Regions from separate parts of the Mus musculus genome. Here region 2 is linked to region 1. The links are chromatin loops, found by intact Hi-C in ENCODE. Cell type or tissue: heart. All regions are shown on one strand. Each heading gives the region's core, and the rest is flanking DNA. Links, peaks and the distances in the headings are about the cores only.

Region 1 (4,700 bases), core at 1,193-3,692:
ACTTCCCCCCAGATTTACAAGTCACATTAATTTTATTATTTAAGCCAATATGAGGTGACGTTTTTCTGTTCCTTGTCACGAAAAGAAGCAAACTAAACAGTTTGTTAGTCTCCACCACAGAAAGTCTCGTTTCCTCTTCTTCCAGACGCAATCTCTCTCTCTCACACTGGAGGTGTCCTAGTGCTATGTCTGTCGCTGTGATAAAATACCCAGACAAAAGACAACCTGCAGAGAGGGTTCATTTTTGGCTTATAATATAGGGTTTCAGTCCATCAGAGAAGTCGGGGCTGCAGGAACTTAAAACAGCCAGTCACATCAGACCTACAGCCAAGAGCAGACAGCGCACGCCTGTCCCCTGCTCAGCACACATTCTCTTACACTATCCAGGCCCCCAAACCAGGGAACGGTGCCCCTTTCTCAGGCCAAGTCTTCCCACATCAATTAGAGCAGTCACGACACTCTCCCATGGCTCTCCCCTAGCCATGTCTGCATGTGTGCAATAAATCTTCATGTCACACGCGTTAAGGAAATGGTAGCATTGGTGCGATCAGAGGGTAAAGCTTTTAGTACAAGTGCCATAAAGTGTCACCTCATATGCAGGCCTGACTTCTGAAGAGGAACCTCAGCAATAATCACCATGACCCAGGTGACAGAGGTGTTTCTAAAGTAAAGCTAGTGGGTGAAGCCGTTCTGTTACTCAACACAGTAAACCCTCTGAAGAGGAGACGCAGTATTTGAAAGTGTTTACACTTCCATGTGGAAACAGCCCACTGCAATCTTTTAGTTCCCATGGAGTAGGGTTTGCTTTGCACTCTTAGAAGATGGGCTATGAATTGCACCGTTAGTAGTACAGTCCTTGGCTGGCAGTTAAGGACGAATCAGAACAGCCCACCCAGCCTGAACTGCTCTCTGTTCTTGGTAGGTTTCTTTCTGGAGTAGAGCTCATTGGCTGTTTTGGGTGAAGTGGATCTTCGGCTCTGGTCCAAGGCAGAAAAGGATCCCAAAGTTTCTGCCGCAGACCCTCTGGGCCCCTTTGTCTGCGTGGAATGGGTCTCTAGTCGTGGGTGGACAAAGTGTAGGATGAGGGACAAACAGATGCACACAGGAGAGGTCGTGTGGAATCTGAATGTAATTTGTCAAATCGAGCGTCGGACTTTTTATGCAGAAGACAATAAGGAAGTTGGGTGACACACCAAAAGTACAAGCAAGGTACAAAGAGGTTACTGGATTCTTACATAAAACAGAGGAATGCAAACACAGAAGGTCTAACAGGAACCACCTGGGATAGAATTCATTGTTAACAACTGGGATCAAAAAGGGCTCCACCTGGGCTGGTGAGATGGCTCAGTGGGTAAGAGCACCCAACTGCTCTGCCAAAGGTCCAGTGTTCAAGTCCCAGCAACCACATGGTGGCTCACAACCATCCGTAACAAGATCTGACGCCCTCTTCTGGTGTGTCTGAAGACACCTACAGTGTACTTACATATAATAAATAAATAAATCTTTAAAAAAAAAAAAAAGAAAGAAAAAGGGCTCCACCTAAGATTCACTATCTTAGAAGCCAGGGTCAAGGGCTTCATGCCCTTGCCATAGTTCCTATTTTAGTCTGTTGAATAGTCCACCTTCCCCTTAGGCCATTGTAAATACGTGTGTGTGTGTGTGTGTGTGTGTGTGTGTGTGTGTGTGTGTATGGGTGTAACTCAGCTATAGTCTTAGAAGCCAGGTGTGAGGTCTTTACTCTCCTAGGGCAAGGGCTTTCACACCCAAGTCATGGTTCTAACTAGGGAGTTCCGTTCTAGCTAACCGTCTCAAGAATAATGCAATACTCTAAAACCACAGCCCAATCTACTTCCTAAACCATTGTAAATTCCTGTATATGGGAGCGACTTGGCTTTTATTGATAGTGTAATACGAGAGGCTATTCTGAATGTCACTGTCTAGCTCAAGGACGTTCTAGGACTGTTGGAACACTGAGGCTTTAGCTATGTCAGAATTCAATCTTAAAAGGCACTTATAATAGGATGATACTGAAAGAGAGCATGTGGATCCATACACTAGATTAACGCGGGAATGGAGAATTAAGAGAACTCCAGACTCCAGGAGGAGAGCTTCCTTGAAACTCTTTTTGCCTCATGAGCAGCTTTTAGGCATCCCTGCCTGACAGGCTGACTCGACTGGAGTGCCGTGGCAAGTTTCAAAATCTCCCCAGCCTGGGGAGCCTCGACAGACAGGTGCTCAGGCCAGAATCTAACAACGTATATGAGCAGCAGGGTGTGCTGGCTCACTCGGAGGCAGAGACAGGTGGATCTCTATGAGATGGAGATCAGTCTGGTCTACAAAGCAAGTTCCAGGGCAACCAGGGCACTGTTACACAGGAAAACCATGTCTTGGAAACAAACAATCAAAAAAATCAGCAACAAGACAAAACAAAACCACCAAAGTATATGATTGCATAGCATTTGGTGGAGTTCCAATTCAAGTAATGCATGTATGGAGGTCTGGTCTTTTTCTTCAATATTCAAACTCATTTTATGTGTATGAGTGGTTTTATTTCCCTATTTATTTATTTATTTCATGTATATAAGTATACCATTGCTCTCTTCAGACACACCAGAAGAGGGCACCAGACTCCATTGTAGATGGTTGTGAGTCACCATGTGGTTGTTGGGAATTAAACTCAGGACCTCTGGAAGAGCAGTTGGTGCTCTTAACCATTGAGCCATCTCTCCAGCCTGTGTATTTTTGTTTTGCCTGAATGCATATATGTGCACCATTTGCATGCTTGATGTCCAGGGAATCCAGAAGAGGAAGGTGGCCCCTGGATCTGGAGTTACAGGTGGATGTGAGCCCCACTCTGGGTCCTCCGGTAGAGCATCTTCCCAGTCCCCCTTGCCCCCCTTTTTAACTGATGGAGAAGTGAAAGCAGACGGCACATTCTGGACAGGCAACGCACTACTACTACACTATATCCCAGATCCTCCAGTAGTTTTGAGACAGGACCTCACTTCAGCTTGATCTTTTGTTTTGTTTTGTTTTGTTTTGTTTTTGTTTTTGTTTTTTTCGAGACAGGGTTTCTCTGTATAGCCCTGGCTGTCCTGGAACTCACTTTGTAGACCAGGCTGGCCTGGAACTCAGAAATCCACCTGCCTCTGCCTCCCAAGTGCTGGGATTAAAGGCGTGCGCCACCACGCCCGGCTCGGTTTGGTCTTGAATTTGCTGTGTAATCCAGTCTGACTGGAAATAGAAATATGCTTGAGACCATGATCATACCCAAGCTGAGACATTTTGGAATGCAGGGATCACAGGCATGTATCACCACACCTGTTTATATGATGCTTGGGATACAAGCCAGAGCCTTATGTATTTAAGGCTAAATAATGTACCAACTGAACTACATTCCCTAGCTCTGGGACAGATACCTAAAGATGTTCCCTTCTGCTGCCCCTCTTGCTTGTTAGTGTGTGTGCATAATCCCATACTCCAAAAAGGAATTTATGCAGTGAATATTTATTGAATACCTAAATCCTAGATTATATACAAGAACTACAGGAGTAACAGGATCCAGGATGTCATTTGTGACAGTTACGTGACACAAAAATCTTTTTGCTTTACTCTATCTAGGTGAAGTGTGTTTTTACCTTCAATGTAGTAGTAACTTGGACTTTGCATCTTTCTTTAACTGCATTTATATTCTGTAGGAAATGTGGTTTTTGAAGTTATGCTGAAAAATCCAGAGGCAGTATCTCTAAAGGAGATAAGTAAAGATTTGCTCCCAAAACAAGCCAAAAATCTATTTGGATAGACGGAAAAAGGAATCAGGCTGAAATAGCTATGTAGCTTTGCTTTGCGGGTACCCTCAGAAAACCAGTACTGACTGGGATCCCTGGACCTGTAACTTCATCTTCTGAGGTCTTGGTTTTTGAACGTCTTGGAGTGCGTTCTCGACTCTCGGCAGCTGGTGAACAATGCTCAACTGCTGATATGCAAGAGGACCTTGCGTAATAGGCTTGGGTTCCCCGTACCGGTGCTCTCACCGATGCTGAGGCGCTTGAGTTTACACTACTACCGCAAACCGCAGCAGGAGAGGTCCGGACCTCAGCTCCAGGACGCAGGTAGAGCACCGCGCCAGCCCCGCCCTCAGGAATCAAGCCCCGCCCTCTATCTAATCGGTCGCACTATGATTGGTCTCCGCAGAGCGCACGGGTCCAGCCCCGTTCCGCCTCTGAGGTCCCGGTCCCGCCTCCAGGGGTTATGCCCCGCCCACGCAGGCCACTTGCTGCAATCCCATTGGTTCCTGCGGTGCGCACGGCGCCTCGCCCCCGCCCCACCGGCGCCCTGGCCTCCCGCCCGCCGCCGGCCCCCGGCTCCCGGACTGAGGTTGATCGGGCCGCTGCTTCCCGGACAGACGCGCGCCCTCGACGTCCCTGCTCCTGCCTGGGCTCGGTGTAGACTTCGCAGGTAGCCGGGTGAGTGCGGTTGGCAGGTCTCGGGTTTCTGTGATCTGCCGATCGAACGCAGGGCGCCGGCCCGGCGCGGCCTGAGGTTCTGTGGCGCCGCCCGTGTCGGTGCCAAGGAGCGCGCGGGCGACCGGCGGGGCCCGGCCTGCGCCCGCGTCCTCTCGGCGCCCCGTGGCCCTGACGCCGCCGTGACCCGCGCTCAGCCGAGGCAGGCCGCTCCGCCGCGCATCTCGTCCTGAGTCT
Region 2 (3,467 bases), core at 1-2,500, 53 kb after region 1:
GAACTTAAGGGCCTTTGCAGGGATGCTGACAGAGGACCAACTAACTCCTCAACACCACTTCCAATGGGAGGGAACGTCCCAATTCGTAGGCTTATTTAACTAATGGCCAAACTATAAAAAAAACAAAATAAACAACAACAGCAAGACCCACTGAGTAAACCAAGCCGGCCCGGCCGGCCAGAAACTTCAGGACCCCTTTTTCTCATCCTGAGTTCTGTGTTTTCACAAGGGTGCACCCCACTACCACTGTGGACTCCAGATATCCAAGCTTTGATATGATCTCTGCACGGGAAAGAACCCAGCAAAATATAATCACGTAGGAAGAATGTTCTTGGTTAGTGATGTCTTTCTTTTGTTGGTTTTGATGACTGGCTCATAAATACAGTCAGGTTGGTGACAAAAGTGGGAAGTTGAACCCCGGTAAAGGGCTGTGTGGGCGGAGTAGGATAGAGCTGAGATTAAAAGTGTGCCTCAGCTGACCCTCTGTCCCCATACACTGGAGGGGACACAGGCATTTCTGCTCCCCATCTATAAGATCCCGAGGAACTGAGTACGAGGATTTTATAGGCTGCCCAGACAAATACTGGTCCTGCCCGTCAGCTGATCTCCCTGGCACCAAGGAGCCAAAGACGAACTGGGCTCTCCACCTCCAGGCCTGGAATTCCCCGTGGTCCACGCTACACTCACTGCAGCTCCCTCTTGCAGATTCCTCCTGGTCGGTGCCCCGTCCGATCGCGGTCACCCGCAGATCGGGAACGACTGCAGAACCCCACCCTGTGCCGGGTGCAAGCTCCCGGAGCCACCCACGCGCGGACGCGACACCCAGGAGAGCCCGAGGAGTCGGGGGTGGGGTGGGGGGTCTCCTGGGTCGCGCTTACCTGGCGAGGACGCCGCGGCACCGAGCCCACAGAGCAGCAGCGACGGCAGCCACAGTGGCAAAGGCCGCATGGCCCGGGCGGCCCGGGACCGCGGGGTGGACGCCGCTCAGACTCGCACCGCAGCGGCCATGGCGAGCCGAGCGCCCGCCTCTTCCCCAGCCTAGCCGCAGAGCCGCCTCGCCCCGCCTGCGTCCCGCCCCGCCCCCACCGCGCCCGGCCCCGCCCCCGCCCGGCCCGTGGGGACTTTCCCCGGTGTTCCCGGGAACCGCGGCCCCCGCAGCCCAGCACACAGCCCCGGTGACTCCGGCCACACCTCGCCGAGCCGACCTCCAATGTGTGGCCAGAGATCTCTAGTACCATCCTTCTGGAGAGACCCGTGGACACCCATCCCCACCCTACCCCACCCCACTTCGGACTCCCGCCACGTACGATTTAAGGACCCATTTATTTTGAATTCTGTTCTCTTTAATGACCGGAAAGATCGTGCTAAGCTTTGAATCCTTTTAAGCAAAGGGCTACTTAAGGGTATAGCAGAGAGGACCCTCTAGGCCGTGGTGTCACAGAGGAAGAAAAGCTAGAGGAACTGTACTGGTTGCTTAATAGTCTGTGGGTTTGGCCCTCTGTGGCTGTGAAGCTACGAGGAAGTGACCCCAGAGCAGGGCAGGGATAGGCTCCCAGCCTGAGCCTTCCCCAGTGGCCAGCCTGTTGGCAGAGACGTTCACACCTCGGCCACAAAAAAGGGGGCAACGAAAGGAATGGTTAGAGGGAGACAAGAGTCAAAGAAAGGGGTCATCGAACCGCAGCTATTGCTCCTAACCGCTGAGGCCTCAGTCTTAGGAAGCCACTTTAAACTGTAGTTGAAGCTGGCCTTGAACTTCACAGATCCTCACATCTCTACCTCTCAGGGGTTAGTCGTGGGCCCCCAAACCCTTCCCTTGTGCCTGTGGCTCCAGAAGTTGGCCTGTTATAAAAATACGTGATGAAATTATCTAGCAAAAATTTGAACTATGACTTGAGAATTTCAAGACCCAGAAATGTACTTACATGCCAAGGAGAAGAGGAGGGCTGTGGGGATCCTCTCAACAGGACGTGTTGAAAACCGCAGAGGAGAGAAAACCTAACCACACAGGCTGTGGATTATAAGTATACCCCTCTGAGTGCCCCGTGCCCTGCCCCCGGCATGTTTTATTTTTATGAGACAGGGTAAGGAAAAGGACTCAGCTAAAGCCACGAAGGACCTGTGATCACTAAGCTTTTCAGCCTGTGGTCTTGACCCCAAATGGTAAGCCTTTGGAAGTGCTACTACTGCCTCACCCCACTCCCTACCACACCCCTGTCTAGAATCTCCCTCCCTCAGCACAGTGCTAAGGGCATATTCCCTGGATCTGTACCCCATGCCTCAAGCATACAACCCCCCAAAGACAAGCGTTTCTCTCCTTTCCCCAAGGCAACTTTGTCAGGGCAAGGCCAGCTAGGTGCTGGCATCCACTCTCTTGCCCTTCCTGCCTAGAGGAACCCTGATGTCGTTGATAGCTGAGTCTTCTGTTGAGATCTGGCAGCTGGCAGCGGAAGATAACAGGAACTCCGGTCTGGCATTTCCTGTGTGTGTAGCACTCCTGGCTCTGTCTGTCCCTCTGAGCAACTGCTTTGATTGTGCTGTGTGCCGCCATTTCTGTGTTCTCTCTCTTACCTCCCCATTGCTTCTCCCCTTTGGAGGTAGGCTTATTGTGGACACAGCAAAAGACTAAACCTTAGGGTGTTTTATTTGCATCTTCCAAAACCATGAGAGCAAAGACTGGTCCCAGCACTGCATGAACACAATCACAATGCTTTCAAAAATATTTATGTGTGTGTGTGTGTGTGTGTGTGTGTGTGTGTGTGTGTGTGTGTGTGCAGGGCCCTGTGGAGATTATCACCTCCCAGGAAGTGAAGTTACATATGGCTGTGAGGTCCTGGAATTCTGGGCCTTTGCAAGAGCATCAGGCCCTCTTAACTGCTGAGCGAATCTCCAGTCCCTGGAGATCTGCAAAGTAGGAGATTTTAGCCACTTTGATAAGGCTTCTGTGTCTTTCCTCTTGAAGTTTCTATCTGACACACTTCTCACATAGGGAAGTGTCCGGTAGCTATGAGAGTCTTGAGAAATGCCATGTTTTATAGCTTATGTAGAGCAACAGTAGTTGTGAAGTGAAAACAAAGTTTTTTTCTTTTTTTTCTCCTTTAAAGATTTATTTATTATATGTAAGTACACTGTAGCTGTCTTCAGACACCCCAGAAGAGGGCATCAGATCTCATTATGGATGGTTGTGAGCCACCATGTGGTTGCTGAGATTTGAATTCAGGACCTTCTTCGGAAGAGCAGTCAGTGCTCTTAACTGCTAAGCCATCTCTCCAGCCCCAAACGAACTTTGTAAGCCAACAATTATTTTTTCTCCAATTTTTTATTAGATATTTTCTTCATTTACATTTCAAATGCTATCCCGAAAGTCCCCCATACCCTCCCCCACCCCCACCCCCGCTCTTCTACCCACCCACTCCCACATCTTGGCCCTGGTGTTCCCCTGTACTGGGGCCTATAAAGTTTGCAAGACC

The links. A loop is a pair of places that touch in the nucleus more often than their neighbours do. Peaks named below come from ENCODE experiments on the same cell type or tissue, not always from the same donor. Only the 100,000 strongest peaks of a DNase experiment are listed, where the experiment ranks them.
Region 2: a loop joins it to region 1, with 1.8 times the contacts of the local background. A loop is called at or near these places in 4 of 42 quality-filtered maps.

Annotation. Positions count from the first base shown.
Region 1 is chr16:91,597,348-91,602,047 of GRCm38, reverse strand. Tmem50b (transmembrane protein 50B) reads left to right here and starts at 4,368. Exons shown (of 7, transcript NM_030018.3): 1 at 4,368-4,466. In heart, for the core only: a CTCF peak has its summit at 2,595 (motif pointing right); no DNase peak of the experiment used is centred there; H3K4me3 peaks cover 21 bases; H3K27me3 peaks cover 363 bases.
Region 2 is chr16:91,544,644-91,548,110 of GRCm38, reverse strand. Ifngr2 (interferon gamma receptor 2) reads right to left here and starts at 1,052. Exons shown (of 7, transcript NM_008338.4): 1 at 879-1,052. The coding sequence starts at 948. In heart, for the core only: no CTCF peak of the experiment used is centred there; DNase peaks (open chromatin) are centred at 730, 940, 1,530, 2,230 and 1 weaker place; H3K4me3 peaks cover 1,813 bases; H3K27ac peaks cover 2,500 bases.